Linked DNA regions of Homo sapiens: all the other regions are linked to region 3. The links are chromatin contacts, found by Hi-C or POLR2A ChIA-PET in ENCODE. All regions are on one chromosome and are shown on one strand. The core of a region is the stretch at or near the end of the contact, and the rest is flanking DNA. Distances in the headings are between cores, read along the strand shown. Region 1 holds the start of NIPBL (NIPBL cohesin loading factor). Region 2 holds the start of NADK2 (NAD kinase 2, mitochondrial). Region 3 holds the start of RIMOC1 (RAB7A interacting MON1-CCZ1 complex subunit 1). Region 4 holds the start of TTC23L-AS1 (TTC23L antisense RNA 1).

The links. Hi-C counts contacts between places; a loop is a spot of excess contacts on that map. ChIA-PET counts read pairs that join two places held with the same protein, here RNA polymerase II (POLR2A). Pooled maps may share reads with other maps.
Region 1: a loop to region 3 is called in a map of CD4-positive, alpha-beta memory T cell, with 14 times the contacts of the local background. The contact joins the promoter of NIPBL here to the promoter of RIMOC1 in region 3. A Hi-C loop is called at or near these places in 2 of 168 maps with a recorded cell type or tissue (CD4-positive, alpha-beta memory T cell and naive thymus-derived CD4-positive, alpha-beta T cell) and 8 of 50 pooled maps.
Region 2: a map of ascending aorta shows a loop between it and region 3 (12-fold over the local background). The contact joins the promoter of NADK2 here to the promoter of RIMOC1 in region 3. A Hi-C loop is called at or near these places in 2 of 168 maps with a recorded cell type or tissue (ascending aorta and naive thymus-derived CD4-positive, alpha-beta T cell) and 12 of 50 pooled maps.
Region 4: a loop to region 3 is called in a map of B cell, with 26 times the contacts of the local background. The contact joins the promoter of TTC23L-AS1 here to the promoter of RIMOC1 in region 3. A Hi-C loop is called at or near these places in 1 of 168 maps with a recorded cell type or tissue (B cell) and 5 of 50 pooled maps. POLR2A ChIA-PET finds 5 or more read pairs at or near these places in 1 of 52 experiments (OCI-LY7).

The regions. Positions count from the first base shown.
Region 1 is chr5:36,875,495-36,879,525 of GRCh38, reverse strand. NIPBL (NIPBL cohesin loading factor) reads right to left here and starts at 2,757. Exons shown (of 47, transcript NM_133433.4): 1 at 2,348-2,757. NIPBL-DT (NIPBL divergent transcript) reads left to right here and starts at 2,832. Exons shown (of 1, transcript NR_046262.1): 1 at 2,832-4,031. RefSeq lists silencers at 2,132-2,251, 2,892-3,001 and an enhancer at 3,412-3,461.
Region 2 is chr5:36,239,149-36,243,589 of GRCh38, reverse strand. It overlaps NADK2 (NAD kinase 2, mitochondrial), which reads left to right and starts at 1,665. Exons shown (of 12, transcript NM_001085411.3): 1 at 1,665-2,091. The coding sequence starts at 1,792. It overlaps LOC124900962 (a long non-coding RNA gene), which reads right to left and starts at 1,688. Exons shown (of 3, transcript XR_007058733.1): 1 at 1,562-1,688. RefSeq lists enhancers at 1,141-1,340, 2,691-2,760 and a silencer at 1,581-2,600.
Region 3 is chr5:41,902,701-41,906,853 of GRCh38, reverse strand. It overlaps RIMOC1 (RAB7A interacting MON1-CCZ1 complex subunit 1), which reads right to left and starts at 2,510. Exons shown (of 6, transcript NM_175921.6): 1 at 2,387-2,510. The coding sequence starts at 2,486. RefSeq lists enhancers at 2,408-2,527, 2,280-2,826, 2,938-3,077.
Region 4 is chr5:34,836,562-34,840,679 of GRCh38, reverse strand. TTC23L-AS1 (TTC23L antisense RNA 1) reads left to right here and starts at 1,348. Exons shown (of 2, transcript NR_183259.1): 1 at 1,348-1,497; 2 at 1,663-3,133. TTC23L (tetratricopeptide repeat domain 23 like) reads right to left here and starts at 1,516. Exons shown (of 11, transcript NM_144725.4): 1 at 1,421-1,516; 2 at 1-15. The coding sequence starts at 8. RefSeq lists an enhancer at 1,117-1,226.

The DNA of each region.
Region 1 (4,031 bases), core at 1,508-4,007, 5.0 Mb after region 3:
AGTTTAAATTTTACAATTTGAATTTTACACAATGTTTTCTCCTTTAAAAATGACGTATTTAATTGGTTTGGACCAAACAAAACATATTTTTAAATTTAAAGAAATGTTTATGCTATCATAATGAAAGCTATCACACAACCTATATTACTCACAAATTACTAAATATGTAGAATTGGGAAAATAAGTTGGGAAGAACTAATTCACTATAACAATTCCAAAGTCTCAGGAAAAAAAAGAATCAATCACATAAACCCATCTCTAACACACTTATTCAAACATCTGCATAAGACAACCTCTAAAAATAAGTTGCTTCAGTTCGTGAAAATTAAGCAAGCACAACTCCTCTATTATCTTTAGTAAAAATATGTTTATCCCTTGAAATAAAAGTTGTAGAGACAATCACAGGAATATATGAAGGCCTTTTAAACATTTATAATGAAGCCCTTACCACCTCCATCCCCAAAAAAACAAACCCTCTGCTTTCTTAAGATGTGAAGTATTCCTCCCGTCTGCATTCCCTCCCTGGCATGCCCCCCACTCGCACACCCCCCCACCCGCAGTAGGCCTGAGGCCCCGTAGCAAACAGTGTCTAACAGGAGCAGGCAGCACAAAGACAGGAATGGGAGATTAGTGGGAGGGAGGGAGGCCGGGATTGGGGCTCAGCAGGAGCTTCAGGCTTTTTAAAATTCAAACTGCTCCCTGACCAATACAAATCACGGACACGCTACTGACTACTACACGGATTTATAGCATTAAAAACATGCCTAGTACGTGACAGCTATATTAACTTCATTCTTTTAAACATTTATCCGTACGTTTGCAGGAAATGTGAAACAATTTATTGTAATCAGGACGCTAAACTCAAAAATAACCTCCACAAAATAACTTATTCTACAGTGACAATAATTTAATGACACAAAAAATATGAACCAATGTAACAAACACTAGTAAAACAAGGGATTTCGCTGAGCAGTGCTGCTTCATTTTAACCAATGAAAGTTTTCCTTCAGCGAATATGAAACAAAATATCAAAACGTGTAACCCAGGTACACTTTTCTAGCAATTTGCCTGACTGAGGAATTTTAAATTGGTGTTTCCCCCTTATACCAACCTACATTATGAACGCCTCCATAAACAAGCTCGAAACACTTAACTTACTCATGAACTAGAACTTGTCAAGTTAGAACTGATATTTTTCTCCAGCATTTACAGATACATTTAACCTATTAAAATGACACCTCTCTCATTACACAGTCAAACATCATGGCACAAACAGCCAATGACAATCCTGGGACCTCAAGAAGAACTGCCCTGACATAAAAGGATGGCACCTTCTACAATTTTTTAACCTCCCAAGGATTTTAAGTATAACTTAATTTCTTTTTTGGAAAAAGAAAAGAAAAGTGGTTTTACCCGTATCTCAGCACAATTCTCAGAACACTTAAAATTCTTTGTATGCTCCTACACGTTTTGGTCAGGAAGTACCTGAGTGTTTTACGTATAGTCGCTTAAAACTGCCCTTACATAACGCATACAAATAGAAAGTGGCAGAGTAAACCTGTCAAGTACTTTATACTTGTCTTTGAATAAAAAGTCCATGTGCAACAACACACTGTCAAAACAACAAGATAAAAGCTCTTGGGGAGGGGGAGATGTGCAGTGTCTACCACAGTATGTTTTTCTGTATTAAATATTCATGTGGACGATTTAATTCTTTAAAAAAGAAAATGAGTCTTTATGAACTTTCCAACGTCCAAACAAGTTTTAGAAAGAGAAAGAATTACCACTGGATCCGCGTCTGAGTATTTACGTTTGTCTCACTAACTGAAACTACTTCCTCCCTTCATGGGGTCACAGGGGGAAGAAGGGAGGTTGTTTGTTTCACTGGGACGTTCCCCACTCCCGGACCGGGAAAGTTGTAAATATGGGGACGATCAGGGCACATTTGCTGTTAGTTGTATTGTTTCCGCCTCCCCACTAGCTACGGCTCCACTCCCGGGCGAGGCCTGTCACCGACCAGCAGTCGCTCCGCTCAGCCCGGAGCTCTCCTAATCCCCGAGCTCAAGTAGATTCCGCTGGCCCGCGGCCTGCACTCTCCGCCGGGCCTACGCCTCCCCGGCCGCCCAGCAGGAGCCCAGTCCCCGCCACCGGAGCCGGCCGGGAGAGGGTACAAAACCACCGCTACCCAAGGCGGCTGCCACCAGAGAGGAGCGAACTCTAGACTCGCCTGTGGAAGAGACCTGGGGCCGCTAAGGAAACGGCGGGGAGGGGAGCGAGGAGGAGAGACGCTGAGGACCTGGCGCCGGCGCCGCCGCCGCCGCCGCCGAAATAAAGAGCAGGAATTTACCTGGGCGAATCGGCGTCTGAATCCAAGGGGAGGCCGAGGCCGCTGTGGCGAGAGACTATAATCCGGGCCGGGAGGGGGGGTGGCTACGGCTCCTCTTCCGTCTCCTCAGTGCGGGGAACATGTAGAGCCGGGGGGAGACCAGCCGAGAAGACAAATCGTTGCTTCTTCTTCCTCCTCCTCCTCCTTCTCCCACATAGAAACACTCACAAACACCCGACCACGGGCCCGAGCTACCGGGGGGGCATCGCCGCGGGCCCGGGAACCAATTCTCCTGTCGGCGGGGGCGTCCCTCCCTGCGGCTTGGTGGTGTCGGGTGAGTCGGTACCGACGGAGGGAGGGGGGGGAGGGCGGGGGGAAGGAGCCCTGTGTGTGTCTCTCTCTCGTTCCGTCTCTCCCTCTCAGAACAAAATGCCGACCGGAAGTGCAGCTGCAGGAATGACTCCCTCCGCCGGCGCCAAACACTAACAACCACCCCCTCTTCCCCACTCCACTTCCGCCACCGCCGCAGCCGCCGCTGCCGCCACTTGGGCTCGCGTCCTCGGCCGCGCCGCGCGGCACCCGGGCCCAGCAGCCGGGAGGCGGCAGCTCTCCTCTACGCCCGTCCCCTCAGGGCGGCTGTGGATGTTGCCAGTATTGTCGATGCTTCAGAGCGACGTTTGCCCTGCGACACAGGCGGGCCGGCTCTCCTCTGTCTTTATTTTCCTGGAGGCCGACAGGAGCGGGGCCCGAGTTCGGTGGTGGTCGTGAGCGTGGGGGGCACTCAGGCCCGGACGGGCTCTCAGGTCGCCGACGGCGGCGGCTGGAGGCCGCGCTGGCTGTCCCAGGTCGTCGTTAGCTTTAGGGAGCCGATCTCCGGGCGGCCCCACAGAGGACGCCCGCGATTCGATGGCGATGATGCCCGTTTTAAATGGTGTCCCTGCAGCCGGGTGGATGGATGGATCGTACACCTTGCCTTTTGAGAGCCGGGACCTTACGCCCGACTGCGTGTTATTTCTGCGAATAAGAACGCAACCTTTGGAGGTGAAGACGACTGTCGGCTGGATTGAATTGGAATCGTGTTTGTGATGATGCGTTTATTTCTGGAAATACGCGGTCTCCGCTGCTTTTGCTTTTTGTCGGCAGAGGTTTGGGTTCTTCTCTAACGGTCAGGATAAAGGCCTGTAGGCGACGCTGCGCGAGCGAGAAGCTCGCCCGCGGCTGCCCGGGCGCCCCCCTCTAGGTGTGGGTGGAGCCGAGCGCGCGGGGAGAACCGCCGGCCCCGACTCAGCCACCGGTGACTGCGGGCGACCCGCGGGCCTGCGGCCAGCTGATTTCAAACATCGTTTTCCTCTTTAGGTTCGGAAAACTGAGGCGCTGGACAAGGCTGGAATACAATATGTGATTATACGTACAGTACTATGGTTGTTGTAGTTTTTAAATTGTAAAACAAGAAGTAACCATTGTTCCACCGTTCTCTATTAAGTTTGTGTAAATTAAAAAGGGGCTATTTTCGGTAAAAAGTGCAGTAGGTAAGCGGAATTTTACTCAACCGGGACGAAATTCGTGTTATATGAATTGTATTGTGTATTTGTGTGTGTACCAGTGCGCTAAAAGTAAGTAGGAAAACTTGCTTAGATTATTCCTTTTGCCTCAGGCCACTCAGGGGGCCAAGATCCTGTCACTCCTTTTCTCTAGGCCCTGCGAA
Region 2 (4,441 bases), core at 416-2,915, 5.7 Mb after region 3:
GGACAAAGGGCTATTCCAACTGAGATGTCAATGTATATGTTTGCAGCTGAAATGAGAGTCAAAAATCTGGGTTTTTATCTGTGAAATGGGAAGAAATGAGGTCCGAGATTTCAAATATGAGCAACAAAACTCAGACTTTGATCCCAAACAGTTTCTCCCTACGCATTTTTTTTTCTCTATCGAATGGATCAATTAACATTCCCCTGTTCACCCTGGCCTCAAACCTAAGCGTCATCTGTGATTTCTCCCTTTTTTTTTTCCTTCCTAATGCTAATGAAGTTTAAAATAGTAAGACTACAAAGGAGTCTGAGGATAGTTATAGATGTTACCTCTAGAAGCTCAGGTTATTAAGGTTGTTACACTACACGTCACTATTAGCAGCTGCTGTGAGGGAAAGTTCTTGGTGAGAACGGGTCAGTGGTAGAACTTTACCAAGTAAACACCTATCGGGCTTCATTGTGTATGCTCCCAGTCCAATACACTACCTGGCACACAGCAGGCACACCGCGGGAACCCACGAATGAACGCTGGTGCTGGTGGGCCCGTGAGGAGAGTCATAGATTCACTGAATCGATTTGGACTTGGTAGAACCTTGGGGTCACCCTAACCCCCTTTTTACAGATGAGGAATCTGAGGCCCAGAAAGATGAGGTAACCTGCCCAAAGTCCAGAAGCGACGTAGCGCCAGGACTACAAAGGAGCAAACACAGTGCCAGGGGAAGGGGATCTAAGGAGCTGCGGAATTGAACAGCAGGATGTGCACTGCCATGTGGTTCTCCCCTTACAATGGGACGTTTCCTTCTGTTCTCGTCACACCCCAGCCCAGGTCCTGATCACTCCACGGGTCATTATCCCAACAGCATCCCTTCCTCCTCTTCTTGCCTCCCAAGCTACCCAAGATTCCAAAGCCAGATCAATAGTCATCAAACATTGCTTTAACTCACTCCTTTCCAGTTAAAAGCTTTCAAAGAACTAATTCATTTGGACTTTGTCCTATAGGTAGGGCTCTTCGGGGGGGCAGGGGGCAGCGGGGCGGGCACTGGGTCCCACGCCGAGAGGATTTCGTGCCAAGCCACGCACACGGTGCAGCAGGAGCCGGGTCCGCCTCCTCAGCCCCCAGCCCGGCCCCAGACACACCAGCTATCACACCGACCCTGGTCAAATAAACCAATGGGCACGTGGTCGGCCTGCAGAACAGAACCCAAGCGAGCATATGCCAGGAACCTGCCTTCCCGCCAGCCGCTCAAAACCCCACCCGCTGGCCCCGCGCCGCCTCAGACCGGATCCAGCTGGATTCCTCAGGGCGACGCAATCGCCTAACAGAATTCTACCTCTTTCTCAGGCCGCAGCCAATGGCGCGGCCCCTCGGATCCGGAGCCGCCGCGGGCTCTGATTGGCCGATAGAGTTAGCCTGGGGGCGGGAGAAGAGCGACCTCGGGGAAGCGTGTGGTGCGGGGAGGTCGCCCCCGGGCGGCGAAGCAGCCATTATGCAGGCGTGAGTGAAACGAATAAACAAACAAACAAAACCCACTAGCTGGGGCCTCCATTTCTTCCCCGCCCACCTTTCTCCCGCGTGGGGTCTCCCGTTTCCCAATCGCCACGCTTTCCCCGCCTTCGTCAACGCCTGGGTACGTCCCCCTAGCCGCGTGGGCCACGCACGTCCTGGCACTTAACCTCTGCCCGTCCGGCGCGAAGTTAGAGGCCCGGGCGGCGCGGACGGCGCGCACTCCCGGCGGTAGGGAGCTGAGGCAAGGGGCCCGAGCCCAAGCCCGCGGCCGCGGCCCGGCCCACGATGACTTGCTACCGAGGCTTCTTGCTGGGCAGCTGTTGTCGCGTGGCGGGCGGCCGGGCGGCGGCGCTGCGGGGACCGGGTGCGGGAGGCCCCGCCGCGCGGCCCCGGCTGGGCGGTGACGGTGGCGGCCGGCGGCACCTGGGGCAGGGGCAGCCGCGCGAGCTGGCGGGCTGTGGCAGCCGCGCGGACGGCGGCTTCCGCCCCTCCCGGGTGGTGGTGGTGGCCAAAACCACCCGGTACGAGTTCGAGCAGCAGCGGTACCGTTACGCGGAGCTCTCGGAGGAGGACCTGAAGCAGCTGGTGGGTCCTGGCTCGGCCCCGCTTCGCTCCCGGGCTCGGCCGGGGCTCTGGTGGCGGCTGCGCCCCCTCGGGGGGACCTCTCGGGACGACTCTTCCCAGGGCACCGCAGATGCCGGTCCTGCCTCTCTCGCGGCCCCCAGGTCCTCTGGCTTCTCCCTGGGCCTCCTTTGCCTTTGGGCGTGTGTGCGAGGGAGAGGCAGGGCCGGGGAGAGGGGGAGAGAGAGGGACAGTGGTTCATGCAGGGACTTAGGAGGCAGGGGCGCCGCGGGGAGGGCGAAGAGGGGCTGCCGAGTGGCCTCAGAGTGAGGGGTTTGAGGATTCGTTGGTGCCCTCGCCGCCCCCGCCCTCGTTCCCTGGTTGGGACCCACTCCAAGAAAGTGAGCCAGTGGCCTGAGGTCTGGACGCCCTGCGAACAGCTCCCCTGGCCGCCGCGAGAAAGGGGGCCCAGGGCGCCGCTGAGGGCTGCCGGGGGAAAAGGGCCGAAACAACCGCGGACACACCCCCTTTTACTCTGCAGGACTGCGAGGCCTAGGGCACTCCGGAAAGTCCTTCAGCGTGAGCCTTTTCCTTGCTGGAACGTGGTCGTTGGACACTACGAGCTTGTTTTAAAAGCACAGGTCTTTGGTGCTAAGAAGGAAAAGGGAGAAAATTTGACTTGTATATGTACGTTATTAAGGAGAAATGTCAGGACAAGGGGCTGGTATACTGGGTAGTGTGTGAAATAAAAAAGCCTGCGACTCTTGTGCAGCAGTATCTCCACAATATACCATATTTGATATGTTTATTAATATATCTGCAAAGATACAAATCCAAGGGAAAAACCAGAGTTTGAATCTTCCTGTTGTCATCCCCCCCCACCAACTTTAAAAACAGTTTCTGATCCCATACCACCATCCACCAACTTTAGGAAAAGGAGAGTGCCCGGTGCTACCATGAGCAGTATGTCCAGAAAAATATATTGGAAATCTCTTAATTGTTGGCACTGTGCACCAAAAGGTTTTGGAATTAATTGCACATAACTGATTTAGTTTAATTCTGTGCAAGACTAGACAACCTGTTGGAAACTTCTGGTATCGTGTGATCTTAGCGAAGTTATTTTGTAGAGGCATCAAAATGAAATTGTAAATCATCTTTGCTTAAGTGCTGAATCTGTTGTCAACATTAAACATCCTGCTTCTTTGTTGGGTTTACTGAAGAGGGCTCCTGCATTCACCTGATGGGAGTCTAGATGTGTAGATTTGTTTTCTTTTTCCTAAGTGTTTGAAAATGACTGTTTATAGAATACACTTGCATCATTTAAAGAATAAAGGGTTTGAACAGGAGGTTAGAGTAGTTGAGTTTGTATTAGGGAGTGAAACTAGAGGTGAGATAGGGACTAGTAATGTTCTAAGAAAGCACAGTGTTACTATTTGGGGAAAGTGGTGTGCCCTTTGGGTTGTACTAATTTTGCAAAGTCTAGCTTGTAGGATTTGTCAAATGCCATGTATGCATAAATATGTGCATACAGTTTTATCGAAGCTTCCCACAACAATTTAAAATAGCTCACTTGGCATGTTCAGAGTGTGGGATTAAGAGTGAAGAGCTCAGTTCTAGGCCCTGGTTCTGTGTGGTTAACTTCCTATGTGTGTTCTTCTCTGGGCCTCATAGGTGGAAATGATACTTTTTGTATAGTAGTGTCAGTTTTCAAAGTGCTTCACCTAATTCAGTATGTGAATTGCAGAGGTAGTACCAGATAGCCTCCAAGGCCCTTTACAGTACTGGCATTTTGAAACTGTGGATAACGTTTTCAAGGCCTCAAGAAAATGGGTGGCATCTCAGTTAGGATTAACTCTTGGACCTCTGAACTAGATTACCACTTAATAAAAAAACTTTTAAAATGTAGGGAAAATCAATAAGTCTTAAAAAGTCAAACTACCTAAGTGTACCCGTTCTGAGTGGAGAAATCTCTAATAGGTAAATATTTGTCTATTGCTAGGTAATGCTGTTTGGGATAAGCCAGCTTTGAAGTAAAACTCGTGGGCTGTAGAATACACAGTTTTGTAATTGCCAGGCAGTGGAATAGTTTTTGTTGGTGGTGTTGTCATTACAGTTTTATTGGATAAGTTCCTTACTGATTTGAATTTGTGTTATAGTTTATATAAAGGCCCATACTCAGAATGCAATAGCATTAGTTGTAGACCAGATGAGAGATTATTAACAGGCCAAAGAATACTGGGCTGTGTGAAGCTGTCCTAAAATGGGATTCTGTAATAGGAGTGATAAGATGATAAGTATTATTTGTTATATTGCTGGGGTAGAAAATACTAAGTTATGTGAATCATGTGAATTGGATGGATATAAAAGAAAGTGG
Region 3 (4,153 bases), core at 1,261-3,760:
TGGGCCAATGAACAGATAGTGTAGCATTTGGTGTAGGCCTACCTGATCCAGCCTCAGGAGTTACACAGATAAGGTGTTCATTGTTGGAGCAAAAGCACCATCAGGTTATGTCTGTTGGCAATCATGTGACTGCTGCCTTAAGTCTTCTCAGGTAAAGCCTGAGATTGCATTTTGACTGCTGTAAGATCCACTTTCACTTGAGTTGAAATCTACTTCTTAGCACTGTCCTTCCACCTCTCATTAGCCCAGAAGTGACATCCACACAATGTAGAAAAAGATTCTACTATAAACTGAAATTACATGGAATATGACATGCCTTAGGTGCTTCTTTAGAGAGTGTGTTGATATTTTGTTTAACTTGCAGGATTATTTTCAATGTAAAGATTTGCATTGAACTCACTAAACCATTGCTGAAAGAGTATGTCACATAAATTGATGACATAATTACTGTGGCAGGGGTGTGGTGGTGGCATAACTCACACTTTGGAAAAGCCCATAAAATGCAGTATTTTGACTAGAACTATTTAGTCAAAGTAATGACTGGCAAAGCAAAAGATGAAACTGATTCTTATATAATCTGTGGAAAAACTCCCTCATGACGTACTTCCATAGAGTAAACAGATTGTGCTTGTATGATGAGAAATAAATTAACAAAAATTGGCTAGAAATTTAAAGACGCATTCTTAGATGAAATAATGTCTGGCTGTATCTCATCTAATCTGAAGAAGACAATGGAAATCATCAAACCCTTATATCCTAGTATAAATATATACTCATTACATTAAAGAACAAAGTTTGAATGTATATTATTCTTGTTGCGTGGAAAAATAATGCCAAATTCAATTCAAGTACATGAAATCTTGTTTTAATTAAAGTTCATAAATCTTGTAATATTTTTAAGATTGAACTGATTTCCATGCTGATCAACGGCTCATAATGTGGACCACTAACATTGTCATTTTATTTTAGTAAATTTTCAGAAGTATAAAGCCTTCAAACAAGAATTCCATATATAGCACATGACTTTTATTTCCAGCTCTGATTCATTCCAGATTAAAGAACTCTTCCAAGGGAAATGAGAATGGCTTTTTAGTTCAGTGATAAGTGAATAAAAAACATTCTTTGGTCTCTTTGGACTGGTTCAAGTGAATCTGGAATTAGAGGTAACATAGATAACTTTCAAGTTAATAGCTCCTACTACCCAAGAATTATTCATGTGAATCCACAGACCAAAATATAAGTCGGCTTCAGGGTGGTCTGTAGGTCTTTAAAGAACACACTCCTGGCCTGGCACAGTGGCTCACGCCTGTAATCCCAGCACTTTGGGAAGCCAAAGCGGGTGGAATGCTTGAGCCCAGGAGTTCAGGACCAACCTGGATGACATGGTGAACCCCGTTTCTACAAAATATGCCAAAGTTAGCCGGGCGAGATGGTGTGCGCCTGTTGTCCCACTACTAGAGGGGCTCCAGCCTGAGCAACAGAATGATACTCTGCCTCTAAAAACAAAACAAAACAAAACACTCCTGATAAATGATAATCTGGCAAAAAATATTCACTGAAACTAAGGCATTTCATCATAGACCCTATTTAATAACAAATTCACCAACTATTCAATCGCTTAAGAAAATGTTCCACCACTGTTTTCCTATGAGTCCGATGATATGAGTCAGTCCACAGAATTTTAAAAACTATCTGTAGTAATTGCTCAAACTCAAAAAGGAATAATGTAGAACCTAAAGGCAGCTGAGACGTAATGAAAAGAATTGGACTTAAATTCAGAAGGTTGAGGCAATTCCCTAGCCCAGTTTTTCCTAACAGCTTAGACCTTTCCAAAACAAGTATGCCAATACTTAACAGAGCCCTTGTGAGAACTGGCATGATGTATGGGGCAGAATAGTCTACACACCAATGTAAAGCTCTTCTATAGAATGTTGTTTTGAATCCAAAACGTAAAACGCAAATTACAACGCAGCAATGAAAAAGTGGAACTGTTATACATGTCTTTTTATCTTTACAGGATGCAAACCACCATAACTAATTTGAGTGTTATCATTCATCTTAGCCATTTATTTAAACTTCTGTATTTTATTTAGATTCTGCCCTTCTTCCAATCGCTACCGAGACAGTTTACACCAGCACGGATCTAGACAGATTTTCCATGGGTTCTGAATAATGCGGTTTTCGAAGACAACGCCTTGGCATTGTGAGTTCTGGGAAGTGGGCAATCGATGGCGCAGAGGGGCTCAGAAGCGACAGACCTCGGGTAACCACCTGCGGCCTGGGACCCAAAGGAACACAGGCCTCAGCCTCTAGCCCTCACAGCCATCGAGCGCCAGTACCTTAGCGCCGTCTGCCCCGCCCGCCTCCCTCTCCTCCGCTCCCTCACCATCTTCACCGGCAGCTTCGCTAAGTTGCTGTATGTGGGCCTGAGCCAGATCCCCGAGCTCTTCCACTCGTCTCACCACACTAGAGACTGCGGCCGCCATGGCCACAATCGGCGGGTGCGCCCCGGTCACGTGACCGTGTTGGCCCGCAATCACCTGATCCCCCGGCACGGGCGGGGCCTAGGGCGGACCTCTCCTGGTTGGTGGGAGGAGACATCAGCTCCGGAAGAGGGCTGGCCCAGGCCGGCAAAGGTCTTTCCGGGTCATTTTTCCCTCCTGGACTTCCCTTCCCTCCCATAATCCTGAGCAGCAAGGAGACTAGGGGCGGGTGTGACGTTGAGACACGCCTCTCTCTAGCCCCCTCCTGTAAGCCAATAGGGAGCCAGCCGTGCCCCTCGGCTGACCCAATCGGAAGTCAGCTCTCTCCGCCTGCCTCTTGGAAGACAGCTTGGTGACGTCTGGCTGGCAGGATGCGGATTGTCGTCCGCACTCCCACTTCCCTGTCCGGCGCGGGAAGCACAGTCTGGAGGGCGGACGCGAGGGTCTGGAGAGAGGACTGTCAGTTTTGGCCTTGTAGTAAGGAGGTTGCTAAAATAAAGTGATTATAATCTCCTGGTCCTAAATGGAAACCCGACCGGCCCCCTGTGTAACACATCCAAGTCTCCAAGAGTTTGTTGTACATCTGGATGGGGAGCTCCAAACACTAGTGGAGTTGCCAGTCTACATGGTTGAATATTGCTTTTGTAAATCTGATTTTTAGCAGTCGAATTTATCTCTGACCTCCCTTGGAGTTCACATTTAAAGTACTTTAGACATCTTGCGTCCAGTGGTAGTAAATTCTGCGGCCACAAAACTATTTTCATTTTTCTTTCATCTCAAGACCTTCCCTTAAGGCGCTAATTGTGCATGAGGTTCATCCTCTCAATCGGGAGTTTCAAAGCACTCAGTCAGCAAGTCTAACTTCACTTTGCATTCTGTGAATGCTTTCTTGCCTCTGGTCAAACAAATCGTTAACTCTGTGTATTCATTTCTCAGTTTGACACACTATATCTTGAATAATCTCCATCCTATTGTTTCTCATGGAAGGTAGTTTTTTATATGTAATAGAAAAATACTAAAAATAGAGAAAAAGTGTATTGTGATTTATAAGTGATTGACCACAATGACTCTCTAACTGACCTTTGTAATACCAGTTTCTTCTGACAATTCACCCTAAATATAGAGGACAGGAATCATGTATTTTGTGTCCTTGGTGCCTCATACAGTGCCTGGCACATATGCACTCTTGTCAACAAGCAAGATGGCAAGGGGATATGATGTGGTCTGTGGGAGTAGACAATTATTCAATAGTGTGGGAATTGTAGGTGAGGAAAAAAAGAATCTAAGTATAAACAAGAAGTTGAGAGAAGGCTTTCTCAACAAGGGATGGAGAAGGTGGTAGTTGAAGAGGGGCAAGTGCTGGAAGGTAGGGTGGAGAATGATCGTATCTGTACACAAAGGGGGAAAAATAGGGAAATAGGGATAAATTCAAAATGAAAGTAGGGAGCCAGCAATGGATAGAGAAAAGAGCAGAAGGTTACACCTGATGCCTTCTGAATCTTCTACAAGATGTAGAACTAAATGAAGCCTTCAGAAGATTTTACTAAACTTTTCAAAAAATAATTTTCAAAAAATAATTAACCTTTGATTAGGAATTTTCAGTCTCCTAGAAAATGTGTAATTTACCATTCTTAAACTACTTAAAAGAATTACCTGGACATGTGGGCAAC
Region 4 (4,118 bases), core at 99-2,598, 7.1 Mb after region 3:
GCTTGCATCTTCTTCCTACCAAGAATCAGGTAAGGTCAGCTTTGAGAGAAAAGGCTGGGTGTCTGTTCTATTTTCCCCCTCTGGTTTGCTATTAACATTAAACTAAAACTGCTCAAATATATAACCCATCCTAAATCCACAGACTACGCATACTTAGATATGGAGACCGCTGGAAAACAGACATTTGCCAAATTAAATGTCTAAGTTAAATTTCTTTCCCCTAATTTCAACTCCACCCTACTTCTCCAAAATCCCTGGCCTTTATGTCTCAAAGCAAGCACATTTACAGTTCCTGGGTCATCAAAACTATGGTCACCTACTTAACTCAGATATTGTTTTTGCAGGTCTGACGGCGTGTTGGATTTAAGCAAAGCAACCAACTCTCAGTGGTAAACGAAGCACAGCCAGTGTATTGGTTAATTCTGCTTTCCCCCCCCCCCCCGGGGTCATTTCACTAATTAATAGCAGATTCTAGTACAGGGGTCACGAGGCGGGTACAGAGGCTCACGCCTGTAATCCCAGCACTGTGGGAAGCCGAGGCGGGTGGATCACCCGAGTTCAGGAGTTCGAGACCAGCCTGGCCAACAGGGTGAAACCCCGTCTCTACTAAAAATACAAAATATAGTCGGCTGTGGTGGTGCACGCCTGTAGTTCCAGCTACTCGGGAGGCTGAGGCAGGAGAATCGCTTGAACCCGGGAGGCGGAGATCGCGCCACTGCACTCCAGCCTGGGCGACAGAGCGAGACTCCGTCTCAAAATAAAATAAAACAATAAAATGAAATTCATGTGTCTGTTTTAGTTGTTGCTGTTAGATGATAGGAGAAACCTCGGAAGCACAAAACGAAAAATGTGATTTCTAAATACAGTATTTGTGAAATTCAACTCTCAAGGAAGGCTATGCCAGTCGCTTAAATCAAACCCAAATCGAACGCAGTTACTTATTGAATGTTAACATCCACCAAGTCGCCTCTCCTTTCACCCTCCAGAATCACTAATTCCCACCGAGCCCTGAGTGGCTTTCTGACCCAGGCTCCAGAGCATCCATTATCCGAAAATCAGAAAGGGAGAGTCACTAATTTCTCTTTTTAACCTCCACTTTAAACACTATGCCCACAGCAAAGAGTTCTGATCTCTCAAACTCCCGGACTCTGTTCCTATGACGTTCCGCACGGCCCTGAGCCCCTCAAGGACGAATCGCTCCTCTTTTCCCGCTGTGGTTCTGCGGCAAGTCTGTAAGCCCTGACGCCGCAGGTCGAGCTCTGAGAGCCTCTCTGCCGCGGAGGCTCTAAGAGAACGCGCGAGTGCGCAAAGGGCACCTGGCTCAAGGCGGAGAAACCACGCCCCGGAACCAGCCTCCCAGCTCCCTGAGCCCGACGGCGCGGCTTCCTCCCGCTGCGTCGGCCTCCTGACCCTGGCGCACCTCGGTCCGGGCGCCAAAGCGGTGCCTCGCGAAAGCTGCACAGCCTGCGACGTCCCCAGTTACCTTCCGCAGCCCAGGTCCGGCCAAGGAGACAATACCGTTGCCATGGGAACGGAACGCTACGGGTTCTGCTGGGAGCGCCTGTAGCCATGGCGACGCGGGGCACTTCCGGTTCGGAGAGTCCCTGTTGTCTGGCGCCTACAGCAGCCCTTGCCTTACCCTCCGCTTTCCCTTCCCCGCAGGTTAGACGCGCCCGGCCTCCGGCTCGCCCCAAAACTGGCCTCTGCATATTGTATCTCACGAGACCTTACCCCTCGGAGGTGAAGGCGTAGGAAGAGAAGATACATTCCGTCCAAGGATGGAAGGGAGCGCCGGGCCCCACGGCCCTACTTATTTAAAGCTGCGACGTGTGCGGGCTGTATTCGGCGACGATCCTGGCCACGGTGCACCCCCACAGCTCCTCGGGAGTTTTGTTTTTATGGACCCCAGAGGAAAGGCTTAGATATGGCTGTTGACTGTGCTGGCACCGTCTGTGTTACCCAGTAAGATTGGAGCTAGGCATGGTTAGGAAAGCTGATTGCAGGAAGAGAGTAGGGTAAGAAATCGACTACTAGATCTGCTAATGGTTAGCTGTTCATTATTTATTTAGCACTTAGCCCTAAATAATGCAGCCATATCTTACCCTTTCGTTGGCATGGAATACAGTGTGTGTAATACACACAAGGTGCAGAGGCAATTGTGGCCATACCCAAAGAAACAGCGCCAGCTCTTGCAACGCTATGTTGAAGGATGTTATTATGAACCCTATCATAGACTAGGCCTATGGCAAGTCAAGTTGGAGTGAATGTGTCCCAGTTGTTTTCAGAAAAGAGCAGACTAGGTAGAGAGACAAGGAGAACATTGAGAATGTGAAAGATGGTGTTTACGTTTGGTGTTTGTTATTTCCAGCTCTAGGCTGGAAGTTTAATTGCCATTGATCCAAGACTGCCAAGAAAGCCTTTTTGGAGTTAGGTTGGAGGAGTTATTTAAATGAGTTTGCTTGAATATCTCTTAAGTAAAACCTGTATGGTCTGTTAACTCAAGATTTAAATCTGTACTTTCGAGCTCCATAGTCACAATTTTGGAAAGATTCCCCCACTTTATTCTTTTTCCTAAGAAAACTCTCAGCATGGAACAATGATGACAGCAATGAACCTGATTTCAGAATGTCAAGGTTCTGGTTTTGACTCTGTAGCCTGGGCCGAGTCACGGCCAGTGGGTCCCAATTTTCTTGCCTATACGGTGAAAGTTTTTGTACCACTTGCTTTCTGAAGCGCCTTCTGGTTCCAGGTTTCTGTAAGGGGTAAACGATTTTTGTGACTCTATGAACAGTATTTAACATGTATGGGAGTAAAAAGGAAGAACCTGTTTCCTGTTCTCCAACATTTATTTCTTTTACCCCTTGTTAAGTTGGTCATCAAATTGAAAGGTTTTAATGTTCTTTCATTCTAGGAAATGGCTGTGAGATTGTTTCTAAGTATATTAAAGGTAATGTCTCTTTTCTAAACCTTTGCTTTTGCTGATAATTGTGGAGAGAAGAACCAGAACAGGCACTGAATTCCCATTCCTAAAGCCAACGCTCTAATTCGGCCTCCATTTCATTAGCTCTGACCGGAAGCATGTTGCCTGCATCTGTAAAAATTATAAATCAAAATAAAATAACTTTGGCGACTATTTTTTTTCTTTTTTTGAGACAGAGTCTCACTCTGTGGCCCAGGTTGGAGTGCAGTGGTGTGATCTTGGCTCAGTGCAACCTCCGCCTCCCGGGTTCAAGCAATTCTGCTGCCTCAGCCTCCCGAGTAGCTGGGATTACAGATGTGTGCCACTACTGTCTGTCTAGTTTTTGTATTTTTAGTAGAGACAGGGTTTCACTGTGTTGGCCAGGCTAGTCTCGAACTCCTGACCTCAGGTGATCTGCCTGCCTCAGCCTCCCAAAGTGCCGGGATTACAGGTGTGAGCCACCGTCCAGCCAGAACTTTGAGGACTCTTGAAGTTTTTTGGTATTTCTTTCCTTGTCATGTTAACCCTGTCCCCCAAATGTAAGCTTTAGTTGTAGTATATACACTTTTAGGTTTGTTCACTAACTCTAGAATGGCATCCCACTAATCTAAGTGGATAGTGCGTTTCCACCGTGTGTATTCACATTCCCTCCCCTGATCCGGAGGTAGAGGTGGCAAGCATTGCTATTGCAGAAATTGCATAGAGGAAGCAGTATGGGGGGTTTTTCTAGGCTCTAACAACCCCAAATCAAATGTGATTATCTCCAAGCTATTCTTATCCCAGGAACTGTGAAATTTAAGGCAAGGAAATCCAAATAAACTTTCGCTTGGAACACATTTTTATGGCCTCTCAAGAGAGGGTTAGATGCCTTGCTTCTGAGCCCTCGCAGTACCCTGTCCACAATCTCATCATGACTCTCACATTGTACTGGCACTTCTGTTTATTTGCAAGTTTCTCCAATCTCCATACATCTATCCATCCACCCAGACAAAAATATTTGTGGAATACCTACTATGTGCCAGATAATGTTCTAAGCAGTAGGAAAGCAAAAGTGAACAAATAAGATAATGATTTTGCTTTCCAGGAATTTATATTCTACTAGATGAAGAAAAACAGAGCTGCTAGTAAACAGTATGGTGTCTCTGCAAGTTACAAAAAG